4 separate regions of the Homo sapiens genome follow, and regions 1, 2 and 3 are each linked to region 4. The links are chromatin contacts, found by Hi-C or POLR2A ChIA-PET in ENCODE. All regions are on one chromosome and are shown on one strand. The core of a region is the stretch at or near the end of the contact, and the rest is flanking DNA. Distances in the headings are between cores, read along the strand shown. Region 1 holds the start of MBD1 (methyl-CpG binding domain protein 1). Region 2 holds the start of ELAC1 (elaC ribonuclease Z 1). Region 3 holds the start of C18orf32 (chromosome 18 open reading frame 32). Region 4 holds the start of ARK2N (arkadia (RNF111) N-terminal like PKA signaling regulator 2N).

Region 1 (3,236 bases), core at 696-3,195, 4.1 Mb after region 4:
CACCTGTTTACAGTATTAAAGCTGAAAAGGGCTCCTTCAGCCTCAGCTAGAAATACATGCATTGAGTGACAGTTTTTCACTGCTCTGTACGTATTCTTGAATAATCACAAATGCACTGTGAGTAGTGACTTTTAAGTTACAAATAAATTTTATTAAGTAGGTGAAATTCAAACATAAAATCCGCTAATAAGGATTAACTGTATGTGCATAATTTAAACTTCATCCATAAATTTAACCACACCATTTGATTTTACCAGAATCAGGCTCTACCCCACTCCTGACTCTGCCCACTACCCACCCAGTACCTCTGGTAATAGGTGTCTGAGCGTCCACAGGTGGCCCCTGACTTGCGAAAGACTTCGCGGCGCTTCCAGCCAGGGCCCAGGGCCGGGCAGTCCAGCCAGTCCTCAGCCATGGAGGCCACAGGAAGCAGCAGTAGCCTGAAAGGGGGTGGAAGGGATGAGGGAAACTGAGGCTCTAGGAAGGGACAACACTGTGCCCCAGGCCACACAAATCACTGGTATCCATTAGTGCTTGCCCAAGCCCTAGGACCTGCCACAGGCAACCAGCCCATATATGGAAAAGAAACCCCTCATATTCTCACCCCATTCTTTCCTATTCTGGGCCTAGGATATCATCATTCCTCAACCCAAGGATCCCTGTTTCTTATTCTCAGTGTCCTAATCCCCTACTCCTCTCTATCCTCAGACTGACAACCCATCATTTCTCCTCACTGCCAATCCAGAAACTTTTCATCCTTCCCCCTCATTCCTCCCTGTCACTGACCTAAGGGCCTCTATCCCTCTATTTTATCACCCCAAGACCCCCATAGTCCCCATCCTCAGCCCCAAAGGGCCCCATTTCTCTTGCCCTCACTACTTGACTTCAGTAGTCTCTCATTCCCCCCTTCCTTGACCCAGGAGTTCCTAATTTCCCTCCTTCAGTGTTTTAACCACTCCATTCCTTCTCTGCCTGATGTCCTCTTATCCTGCTACCTCAGTGTTACAACCTCGACTTCCTCTGCGAGACACAACTGCTCCAACCCATAGCCTGAACAGCCCCTCATCTTTTCCATTCCTCACACTGGAAGCCTCCCATGCCTCCCCTTCCTCAGCCCAAGACCTCCCCCCTTATTTTTCTTCTCCTTCAATGTTCTCACCCACAATTTCTCCCTAGTCTGAGCTCCCAAACCTTCCTCTACAGCCAAAAAGTTCCCCACTTCTCCTCCTTACTGTTCTCATCCTCCATTCCTCCCTTATCATCCAGAGAGACCCTAATTTCTCCCCTCAGCATTCCGAACCCTCCTCCATTCTCTCTGTTCTTGTCCCGGGATCATGCCATCCCTAACTGTCACCATTCTGATCCCCTACTGCTCCTCGTCCTCTATATGGGGCCTCCTATTCCTCCCTTTCAGCATTCCAAAGCCTCTATTTCTCCTGTCATCAGCCTGAGGGCCCCTCATTTCTCCCTCTCAGAGTTCTGAACCCCCATTTCTCTCTCAACTTCAGATGCCCCGATGTCTCCCTTTAGCGTTCTGATCTCCACCATTCCTCTCCGTCCTCGTCCCAGGATCCCGACACTCCTACCTGTCAGAGTTCAGAGCTGCATTCCTTCCCGTCCTCAGCCTAAATCCCCCCATTTCTCCTCGTCAGTATTCCGACGCCGCCATTCCTCCCCCTTATCGGCCTGAGGGCCCTTCATTCCTCCCCGTCAGCGTTCTGAGCCACAATTCCTTCCCATCCTCCGCCTGAGCGCTCTCCACGTCCAGCCCCAAGGCTGTCTCACCAGTTTGGCACCAGGCCGGTATCTTCCGCCACTCTAGGCCCGTGGACCCATGGCGAGGGTCCCTCCTGCACCTCCCGCCTCGCCCTCCTCCCCTTCCTCCTCCTCCGCGGCCGCCTCCTCTGAAGCGGTAGCTGTCGCCTCCGCGGCTGTTCGTTGCTCCCGGAACCGGAAGTCCGCTGCCTGCCTCTCGGGCTCCGCCTCTGGCTAAGCACCTGCGCACTATTGCCTCGATGTCGCGTGCCCTTAATAGGGAGGCTCCCGCGCCTACGGGCCGGCGCTCCGCAGCGGTGCGCGCGCCCCCCTGCCGAGAGCCAGTTGCATCTGCGTGCTGACGTTCAACGACAGCTAACCCCTTCGAGGGACTGGCAGTTGCGGCTCTCCTCGCTGCCCATCTAGCTGGCGCATGCGCTTTCCAGCCTCAACCTGAAGGGAAGCGGTCGGGGAGGGCTTGCGCCTGCGCCCTCCCTTCCCTCCCGCGGTCTCCACAGCCGATACCGAACGCGGCAAGGAAGCTGCTTCGCGCCTGCGCACTCCCTGGCCCTGCCGGCGCTCTCCTCTCCCACCTCTCGCTGGGGTCTATCCTGTGTTCGTGGGTCCCTCCGAACATCAACCCCAGGGGGGGTCGTGTCCCGCTCCCTCCTCCCCGCCGAACAGCTGTGGGAGCGCGCGGGGCGGGGAAAGGGGCGGTGCCACACCGCAGGTAAACTGAGGCACGCGGGAGGGCGCGCCCCTGCAGGAGGCGGATCCCCAACGTGGGGCTTGTGGGGAAAAGGCGGGGCCTGGCGTCCACAGCGGACGACAGCTCTGGGTGGGAGACAGGAGCATGCATGGGCGGTGTCACCACACTGAAGGCGCGCTGCGTAGACCCTCTGCCCGTGGGAGGCTGGGAATGTGGGTCCCTGGGCTCTCGCGGGGTGCAGGCGCCCCCCATCTTATCCAGAAGTCTGGAACAGTTGCAACCGCAGCAATGTGGAGACAGCTTCCTTGGTTTCTTCAAAATTTTATTAACAAAACCCAGGGAGAGGAGGCAAGGATGAGTGGACTCCGCAGCCCCACCAGGCACTGAACATGTCGACGGGGACAGTCCCTCTGATAAAGGCAGATGGGCGGTCAACCGGTGGATGGGCACAGGGAGAACCGGAGAAACAGATGAGTGGAGGAACGGACACACGGGCACCGGGCGGCTCCCCCATCTGGAATGCAGGGTGTAAGGGGTCCGGGCCAGGAGGCTCAGCGGTCGGCACTGGAGCGCAGGTCGGTAGTGAGGGGATCGTGCTGGATCGTCTGGTGCAGCATCAGGGCCAGCAATCCCGCGCGGTTTGTCATGGCTGTGCGCACATTGCGCTCCTGCTCAAACAGCTCGTCCAGCTTGTACCACTGCCAAGGGAGCGGCAGGAGTCCTAAGCAGGAACACCTGCAGCCCCGCCTGCCCCGGCCACGTCCGACATGGA
Region 2 (3,150 bases), core at 517-3,016, 4.8 Mb after region 4:
GTGTTCAATGCTTTGTTAATTTAGACCCCACTTGACCAAGTCCATTTTATTTTTTTTATTTCCACATTAATTCAAGTGTCATCATCCTACAAGATTCAGCTCAAATCCTACCTCTTCCTCACTCATCTCTTAGCTAGTGATCTCCCTTTTTCCATATCCTTTTAAGTGGATTGTTTCCTGACTGAGTGTAGGCTCCTTAAAACCAGGGACCGGCAGGGCACGGTGGCTCGCGCCTGTAATCCCAGCACTTTGGGACACTGAGGCGGGTGGATCGCTTGACCTCAGGAGTTTCACACCAGCCTGGGCAACACAGTGAAACCCCATCTTTACAAAAAAAAAAAAAAAAAAATAGCTGGGTGTGGTGGCTTGCCTGTAGTGCCAGCTACTTGGGAGGTTGTAGTCCTGTAGTCCCAGCTACTGATACTTGGGAGGCCGAGGTGGGAGGATTGGTTGAGTCCAGGAGGAAGAGGTTGCAGTGAGCTGAGATCGCGCCACTGCGCTCCAACCTGGGTGATAGAGTGAGACCCTGTCACAAACAAACAAACAAACAAAAACCCAAAACCAGGGACCATGACAAATTTTTAAAATCTCTCAGCCCCAAAAATAATACTATCCACAAAGTCAGAGCTCCATTAATACTGGAATAAAGGTTAAAAGAGCCCAATAAGTAGAAGTAGATGAGTTAATGATTTTTAAACAAGTGGCAGTCTCTCTGTCCTGGTAGTTTCAAGAAACACCACTCCGATTCCTATTTTGAAGCTGCTGGATTTTTTTTTTTTTTTTTTTTTTTTTTTTTAACAGAGTCTCGCTCTGTCGCCCAGGCTGGAATGCAGTGGTGCGATCTTGGCTCACCGCAACCTGCACCTCCTGGGTTCAAGCGATTCTCATGCCTCAGCCTCCCGAGTAGCTGGGACTACAGGCGTGTGCCACCATGACCGGCTAATTTTTTTTTTTTTTTGTATTTTTAGTAGAGACGAGGTTTGCCATGTTGGCCAGGTTGGTCTCGAACTCCTGAGCTCAGGCAATCCGCTCGTCTTGGCCTCCCAAAGTGATGGGATTACAGGTGTGAGCCACGGCGCCCGGCCAGCTGCTGGATATTTTGACCACCTCAAGTACGCTGAGCACGAAATCAGTGCATCTGGCAGTACACAGGAGCTTGAAATACTTTTTTTAAAAGTTGTTATTCAAACTGAAGGAGTTTTTCCCTGTGGTCTGTAATCGCCACGTGCCCGTTCTGTATACAGCCAGCCTGGGTTTTTCAATCCCACGTCCGCTACCTAAGAGAACACCAAGGCTTGGAGTGAGTATGGCACAATCAGCTTCAGATGTTAAGCAAATATTCCAACCTAGAGTAGGAAAATGGAATATGGACGGGGCTTTATGAAGGTGCATGGTCAGGCAAAGGATCTTAGTGGATGAAAGACAGTAAAGATTCATCCCAACCAAAGACCAAAAATGACACATATGTATGAGCAAAACATCAGGAAGAACACTCTTATGTGGAAAATATTACACGGAAAACAAAAGAAGAGTAACTTTTTCCCTTTTGGTTTATCCCGCTCTGGTCCTCAGGGCGATAGCTACCACCTGACACACAGCGACCTGGGAAAGAGGGAAACTCAATCACTGCCCTCGCGGCCCGGGGGGAGCCCGGAAGCGCGCCCAGAGCCAGGTCCCGCGCGGGCGCCACCGAGCGCGGACCTCCCTCGCATCCTAGAGCGGCCGCGCGGGACCCGGCCGGCGGCGCACTTCCGCCCGGGCGCATTGTAGCCCCGCGGACAGCTGGGCCAGGGTGCGGGCCTGCGCCTCCCTCGGCTCCTGGCGCGGGCCTCGGGGAGAGGGTGAGTGCGGTAGGGCATACCAGAGGGGGGCGGGCGCGCTTCCTCGGGACTCGCCGGCTCGATCAGGCACGGCCCGGCGCTGGGGACCTAAGCCTGGGGAGCGCCCGGGAGCGAGGACGCGCCTCGTTCACCGCCCCGGGCCGGAGTCTCGGCGGGCCGGAGCCTCGGCCGCCCGGCGCCGCCGCCCACCCAGCCTTTTTCGAGGCCAACACGGTCTCGTGGGGGAGCCTGGGCTCTCTGGAGGCCGGAAATCTGGCCTCTGGCCCTGCCTGTGCCTTGGCCTCTTACTCTCTGCCGCCCGGCCTCGGTTCTTTCAGCTCTAAGATGGAGGACAGCGATATCTGCCCTAGGCACACCACAGGGTGATTGCAGGGTTGACACTGCCTGCCTGAAAACGAAGGAGCGCCGGTTCTCAACCCGGCAACCAGTAGAATCGCTTGGGAAGCCTCCAAATGCTGATGCCCCATCATCACCGGGGAATTGTGATCTGCGGCCAGGACCGAGATCCACGGGCCCAGAGTGAAATGACAGTACTGTGATCACGACTGGAATATGCACTTCGCCGAACGTGGATCACAGTCTTGAGAAAGCAAGCAGCTGGGTTTTTGTTTTGTTTTTTTTCCAAGAAGACAGGGACCTAATCTGGTTTGCTCGCATTTAATTCCTAGTGCCTAGAATGGTGCATGTCCCAAAACATGCACCATTGATTAAATAATTTCTGATTACTTCCCGACCTATTTGGAGGGTTTTCATTATATTTGTTTTAAAATTATTATGGAAACCTTCAAGTCATATATGAAAATTGAATAGTAACTGAACTCCCAATTCATGATCAATTCTGTTTCATCTGTTACCCTCTCCCCCACTGTAGTATTTTGAAGCAAATCTGAAATGTACCATTCCATCTGTTACCTTGTTCATGTTTATAAAACACAATAACACCTTTTTAAAACATAAAGCCATTATCAGTGTACTTAGCACTTCATTTTACCCTCTACTATCCAGTCAGCATTTACATTTTCCTAGTTGTCTCTTTCCTCTTACCCAGTTTGTCCAAATCAGTATCCAAACAATCTACACACGTTATATTTGGTTGATGTCTCTTAGATCTCTCTTAATCTTTTTCTCTTGCTCTTTATTTTGTTCCCTGTATTTTACTTGAACAAGTCATTTGTACGGTTCACGTTTTCTACAACCAGGATTTTGCTTTTTCCATCTCTGGTATCCTTTAATAAGCAGGTATTTAGACCTGCAGACTTGTTCAGGTCAGGTTCGATTTTTTGGCAAGAGAACTTAATGGGGGATTACT
Region 3 (2,925 bases), core at 166-2,665, 3.3 Mb after region 4:
ACTGTGTTGCCCATGCTGATCTTAAAGTCCTAAGCTCAAATGATCCTCCCGCCTAGGCCTCCCAAAGTGCTGGGATTACTGGAACCTGGCCTAATTTTTTTTTTTAAATAATTAGCAAGGTGTGATGGCACGCGCCTGTAGTCCCAGGTATTTGGGGAGCTGAGGAAGGAGAGAACCGCTTGCGCCCAGGAAAGCCGAAACTGCCGTGAGCTATGATGGCCCACTGGACTCCAGCCTGGGCCACAGAGGCAGACCCTGTCTCAAGATTAAAAAAAAAAAAAAATCCAAAAGTTGTAACCTGTCCAAAGTTCTCACAGAGGTAACTGGTAACTAGAGCTTCTAAGACCATTATTTCCAGTTCTGGTTTTCCTCAATGCTCTTGCCTTTTCCTCTTCCAAAAACACAATGGTCATGTTTTTACCAAACTTTTACCAAACTTTCCAAACCAACGAAACCCCTTCAAAACAACTGACAATGCTACCAGTACTAGTTTAGTGACTGACAGGCCCTCCATCATAAAGATTCATTTTTACTTCTGCAATTGTGTTTTAAGTAAGTTCGCACACAGTACGATGTACATAAACTCTCGAGGACAAATACTACTAATCACTTACGCCACAATTACGGCTTTTAAGAGACTTTTTAGCTCTCTTCGGAATGAAGCCTATTTGTATCTTATCTTTTAATCTTCATAATAATACTTCGGTAAGATATTTTACTTCACACATATGGAAACTGGGTCAGAAAAGTCTAGAAGGTGGCTACGAGATATTATTATTTTAATTATTCGCTCCAAGCCAACAAAGCGAGCAAAACGGATTAAAGCTGTTGCAGAGGAATCTTCTTTCACTCAACTTAAGTCCAGACAACAGAGTAGACAGTTAAAGTCTGAGGCTCCATCCGAAATAGGGAAGGCATAACAGGGAAAGTCACCTTCCTCCAAGTCATCCAGTTGAGCATGTCATCTTAGTGGAGACAGAGGGAGCGGGGACAGGTTGAGTCAATGACAATGATTGAAAAGAGACGAGAACAGAGGCCTAACGGTGAAGGTCATAGAAAGGATGTGAAACCGATACTTGGCCACGGAAAAGAACAAAATCAATATAAAGTATCGGAGAGGCAAATGCAAGCTCCGAGGGCGCCGGTGGTGGACAAAGAATACAGACAGAGGGGAGGGGAGGGCGGGGCGGAGGGCGGAGGAGCGCGCTCGCGGAAGGAAGGTACCCTGAGAGCGAAGGCAGGCACCGCGGAGGCCGGCGGGCCGCGACCGCCGAGGAGGGAGGAGGCAGGAGGCCGCGCACCGCCTAGGACTCTGCGAGCGCGGCCCGGGCTGGGCCTGCGGAGCAGCTACAAAGCCCAACCCAGGCCGCTAGCCCGGGCACACTCACCCGCGACCGCGGAAACGCAGCTGACAATGTCCGCACTTCCGGAGGGAGGGACGATCCGCAGCCGAGCCAATGGGCGCCTTCAACGGGGACGACAAAGGCGCGCTTGCGTCAACCCGGGGTCGCACAGCACGCAGCAGTGTTGCCCAAGGGGCGCGGCGAGGCTTCCGGCTCTGCGGCCTGCAGGTAGCGCGAAAGTCCTGCGCGTCCCAGATGCCCAACTAAAAGCTTCGCTGCGGGAAGAAAGCCTGACCTGACTACACCCAGACCCAGAACGCAGGATCTCGGTAAAGGATGATGCCTGTGCAAACGGCGCGGCACCCACACGGAAGGTGGCAGCTAGGCCGTTGAGGCAACTGTGGATAAGCTATTAGTTTTGCTGGTTTCTTAAATTCAAGGGCAGAGCAAACTAACATTAAGGCCAACTTTACAAACGTCAGTTGCTTAAAAGAAGCAGTTACATCACTTTATAAACGAAAAGTACTGACGCTCGCTAGGATGTCAGTACGTGTTGGCGAAGTTGTGTGAAAACTGGGACCCTCATAAACCGTTGGTGGAAATGTAGCGTGCAGCCTTTTTGGAAATATTTGGAAGTTCCTCAGATGTTTACTCAGGTAACCTTATGATCTAGCAATTCCACTCTAGTATATACTCAATAAATGAAAACACAAAAATCTGCACACAAACGTTCACAGTACCATCGTTCCTAATAGCAAAAACAAAACCCCTTTATCAATTGACGAAATGATACAGGTTGAGCATCAACCTAAAAAGCTTCAAAACCTGAGCCTGAGTGCTGTTATCATACTCAAAGGCAATGCTCAATGGAGCCATTTCCAACTGGGGATGATCAACTGGTATATTCACATACTGGATTGTTCTGCAAAGAAAACCACTGCAAATTCCTTTTGGGATAATGAAACTTTTTTTGAGACAGGGTCTTGTTCTGTCTTGCCCACGCTGGGGTGCAGTAGTGCTCACTGCAGCCTCCCACCTCAGCCCCCCAATTAGCTGGGACTACATGCAAGTGACACCACACTTACTTTTTTTTAACAGACAGGGTTCTGACATGTTGCCCTGGCTGGGCTTAAGCAGTCAGCCTCCACCTCCCAAAGTGCTGGGACTACAGAAATGAGCCACTGTGCCCAGCCATGAAAATGGTTTTTAATGGTGCAGGGTAAACAATCTTGTGTTTCTAGTTCTAATCCTAAAAAATCCTCATTTGATCCATCTTGTAAGGACACTTGAAATATGTTCACTAATAAAGACAACCAACATTCTTTTCCTTTTAATTACATTTATTTTAATGCTGAATTTACTCCCGTGCCATAAGTTTTTGTTTCTTCAGTTTCTTCTGGGATATCTGGGGAAAGAAAAATGTGTTAAGTTTCTTAGAGAAAACCACAGTACATCTTGGAGGACTTCAGCTTATTCTGGAGGCAGGAAACCTAGTCGTTAAGGACTAAGGGGGAAAAATACTTAAATGGTAGAAATCAACAGAACTTAAGTTCATTAGATGTAAAAAGAAGTGTACAGAATC
Region 4 (2,977 bases), core at 270-2,769:
CTCAATGTATTAGTCCACATTCATTCATTTCCAGACTGAAAGTTGTGATCTTAGTGTGATTTTTCCTTTTCTTTTCTTTTTTTCCTGAAATAGGCTGGGCTCTTGTCACTACCCCATAACCTCTCAAATCCCTTGAGGACTCAGGTAGCAGAAAGTAAATAAATGAATGAACGAGTGAAATAACATACACGGATAAACTACTTAGCTAGCACACACTACGTTCTCTGTGATTCTCAGTGAGGCAGTTGGTGGCTGTGGTTAAGAAAGTAAGCTCTGCCTGTGTTGGAATCCAACACTGCCACTTACTTGGATGTGTCATCTTGGGCAGGTCACTCTGTCCCTCAGTTTCCACCTTTGCAATTTGGGACTAGTAACGCCATCCAACTCATAGGGTTGTTATGAGTTGTAATGAGGATTCAGTGGATTTAACCCATTTAAATGCAAGGTGCCTGGTATAATAAAATTATTTTCTTTTCTTAATTTATTCTTGTAGTTGGGGATGAAAAACTCGCACTCCTGTAGGCAGTCAGAAAAAATGAGTGAAGTGGGGGAACTAAGGGGCCTGGTCTGAAGGGGGAGACTGATATTTAGGGGAGTGCGGACCCAGTGGTGTGAGATTTTCAGAATCTCCTCTTGACGGGTCTCATCCGAGGTTCCAGCACAGCTCTGTAAAGGTAAAGACCGTTTACATTTTCCTCCTCAAAGCTTTATTATTATTATTTTTCTTCTCAAAACACTGCTTTGCTTTGGGGGAGCGCGGGTCCTTGGCCAGATCTTGAGTCTTGAGATATGTCTTCAGCATCTCCTGCTCCTCCTTGGGAAACGCTCCACCCGCCAGTGGGCCTGCGCCCTCCTCCCCTTCTTCGGGGTTCGGGTCCACCTCGTTTCCCCCACCCTCCCCAGGGCTGACTGCAAATCGGAGGGCGACTGCAGAGGCGGAATTCGGGGCAGAGCGGGGTCTCCCCAGCGGGCCACGTCCCACCAGCAGGTGGCGGTCGATCTGCAAGGCCTGCAAGGTGCCCGGACAGAAACTTGAGCAGATATTGGTGCCGCTGCCCGAGAAGAGCTCAGCCGAGTCTCCCCGAGCCCAGCTATCGGCATCCGCGAAAAAGCGGGGAGAGAAGGGCACGGGCTCTCCGCTGGAGCGACTCTGGGATTCAGACACCGCAAGCTGCTTTCGGAAGGGCTTCAGGAGGGGGTGAGTACTGAGCAGCGCACAGAAAAGGGAGCGCTGTCCTTTGCTGAAGGCATTGTCCTTGGCTTGCATTGAGTGGCTTTCCCACCCCCCGGGAAAGACATTTCGGGAAGGTGACGGTCTCAACAGAAGGAGGGAGCGCGGGAAAGAAGCCCGGGGAGCCGGCGCCTTCACGCCCCGCGGTCTGCAGCGGGAGGAGCGCGGGTTCCATCGCGCCAGATGGCGCTGTCTGGCTTTTCTCGGGCCTCGGGCGCCAGTCTCCAGAGGTCTCCGGCGCAGCTGCCTCTCTAGCCGGCCGACGCGGGCTCTGTGTTTCCGGGCGGAAGTGAGGCGCCCAGCGGAACGGCCTCTGGTGACATTTTCTTGGGGGCGGCGCGGACGACTGAAGGGACTTGGTGGTAGAGGCTGCGGAGGCGGCGAGGTTCACTTTGGTCCCGGCAGGGGCTCTGACCGCGACCCACTGCTCGCTGCCGGGGCTTGTTCCGAGGAGGAGAAGGCGGCGGTGGCCGTCGCGTCCTGAGTCACCGCAGCGGGGAAGAGTCCCGGCCGGGGGTTCGGTGCGTGCCCCGACGGGGCGCGCGCGAAGCGAGCGAGAAGGCACGGAGTCGCCGCGGAGCGCAGGTGAGGCGGGAAGGGGCGCAGGGCCGCGGCCTGGCTACTGGTCGAGTTGGGGGGCCCGGGTTGCGTCCCAGGGAGGGGTCGGGGCGAATCGGAGGGCTGCGGGCCGCGGTGAGGGCTCTGCGGCGTCCGGACGCTGGGGTCCTAGCGGGCCTGGCTGGTGGGCGCCGGGAACTCGCAGCCTGGATTGCCGGCTGACGCTGGGGCATCGCACCTCTCCGACCTCCTTGCTCGTCCGCCGTTGGTGACCCTAGCGTCCTCCCGGCCCGGCGGAGTTGGCTCCGGCACTCCAAGCCCCCAGACGCTGGGGCCGGGTTGAGGCGAGTCCTTTTCCGGGGGTGCTGAGGGGAGGCTGGAGGTGCCGCAGTCCCCGGGCTGCGGGGGGAAGCGACTTCACGGCCCTGGAGTTGTCTTCACGCAACTTTCCGGCTCCTAGGCCCGCGGGGGAAGCAGTGGCGGCAACTCCGCCAGCTCCGAGAGTAGGGGGTCTGGCGCCGACACCTGCCCCTGCAGCGGAGAGCTCCGGCGCCGCGGCCGCAGTGGCCTTGGTGGAGGGAGAAAAGGCTTTCTTATAGGCTTGGCGCCGCCTGCCTCTCGGCGCTTCCACTACCTTCGGTCGGCAGGCGCCTCCAGTCAATGCGAGAGATGTGTCAGTCTCCAAAATAGACCGCTTCTGGGGAGTTTGTCAACTTTATTTCAAAACCGGCGAGGATGTACACTGACGAACCCGTGTTAAAGACTATCGCCTTTACGCAAGCCATTCATTCTCACTTTAAAATTGTCCACCCCCCCGCCCCGACCCCCGTCCCCGGCAGCCCCCATCACAAAATTGATGCTCACAGGTTGAAGTAGAGAACATCGGTACGAGCCCTACCAGATCCTTGAGCAGTTTCTGTTTGGATGGGTTTTTCGTTTTTTGCCTGACCTTTTGCTTTCTGAATCCTCTTACCCAGTAGAATTAAAATCCTACTGATGATACTTCGTCAAGGTTGGACCTCTTAATTACAAAAACATCTGCCAATTTTGCTTAGGCTTTTATTGTGTAGTATTGGGTACATGCTAACAGAATCACTCCCTTTCTTCTCTTGGGATATTTTAAGGATGGAAGCTATTAACTTTCTAATGTAGTTTTGCTGATCTTGGCAATCTAGATTCCTCCAGTAA

The links. Hi-C counts contacts between places; a loop is a spot of excess contacts on that map. ChIA-PET counts read pairs that join two places held with the same protein, here RNA polymerase II (POLR2A). Pooled maps may share reads with other maps.
Region 1: a map of CD8-positive, alpha-beta T cell shows a loop between it and region 4 (6-fold over the local background). The contact joins the promoter of MBD1 here to the promoter of ARK2N in region 4. A Hi-C loop is called at or near these places in 4 of 168 maps with a recorded cell type or tissue (CD8-positive, alpha-beta T cell, naive thymus-derived CD4-positive, alpha-beta T cell and sciatic nerve) and 9 of 50 pooled maps.
Region 2: a loop to region 4 is called in a map of naive thymus-derived CD4-positive, alpha-beta T cell, with 12 times the contacts of the local background. The contact joins the promoter of ELAC1 here to the promoter of ARK2N in region 4. A Hi-C loop is called at or near these places in 1 of 168 maps with a recorded cell type or tissue (naive thymus-derived CD4-positive, alpha-beta T cell) and 8 of 50 pooled maps. POLR2A ChIA-PET finds 5 or more read pairs at or near these places in 1 of 52 experiments (A549).
Region 3: a loop to region 4 is called in a pooled map, with 10 times the contacts of the local background. The contact joins the promoter of C18orf32 here to the promoter of ARK2N in region 4. A Hi-C loop is called at or near these places in 1 of 168 maps with a recorded cell type or tissue (naive thymus-derived CD4-positive, alpha-beta T cell) and 8 of 50 pooled maps. POLR2A ChIA-PET finds 5 or more read pairs at or near these places in 1 of 52 experiments (activated naive CD4-positive, alpha-beta T cell).

Annotation. Positions count from the first base shown.
Region 1 is chr18:50,279,578-50,282,813 of GRCh38, forward strand. It overlaps MBD1 (methyl-CpG binding domain protein 1), which reads right to left and starts at 1,946. Exons shown (of 17, transcript NM_015846.4): 1 at 1,786-1,946; 2 at 306-440. The coding sequence starts at 415. It overlaps CXXC1 (CXXC finger protein 1), which reads right to left. Exons shown (of 15, transcript NM_014593.4): 15 at 2,770-3,162. The coding sequence ends at 3,016. RefSeq lists silencers at 1,679-1,758, 1,769-1,878 and enhancers at 2,024-2,604, 2,605-3,185.
Region 2 is chr18:50,966,274-50,969,423 of GRCh38, forward strand. It overlaps ELAC1 (elaC ribonuclease Z 1), which reads left to right and starts at 1,767. Exons shown (of 4, transcript NM_018696.3): 1 at 1,767-1,841. RefSeq lists an enhancer at 1,395-1,454 and a silencer at 1,605-2,094.
Region 3 is chr18:49,485,819-49,488,743 of GRCh38, forward strand. It overlaps C18orf32 (chromosome 18 open reading frame 32), which reads right to left and starts at 1,416. Exons shown (of 3, transcript NM_001035005.4): 1 at 1,225-1,416. All of the region lies in intron 5 of RPL17-C18orf32 (RPL17-C18orf32 readthrough), which reads right to left. RPL17 (ribosomal protein L17) reads right to left here. Exons shown (of 7, transcript NM_001035006.5): 7 at 2,663-2,748. The coding sequence ends at 2,701. It overlaps MIR1539 (microRNA 1539), which reads left to right and starts at 1,555; the gene lies at 1,555-1,604. RefSeq lists a silencer at 1,145-1,274 and an enhancer at 1,315-1,474.
Region 4 is chr18:46,172,515-46,175,491 of GRCh38, forward strand. ARK2N (arkadia (RNF111) N-terminal like PKA signaling regulator 2N) reads left to right here and starts at 1,520. Exons shown (of 5, transcript NM_145055.5): 1 at 1,520-1,816. RefSeq lists enhancers at 1,094-1,143, 1,464-1,723, 1,754-1,803, 2,404-2,533.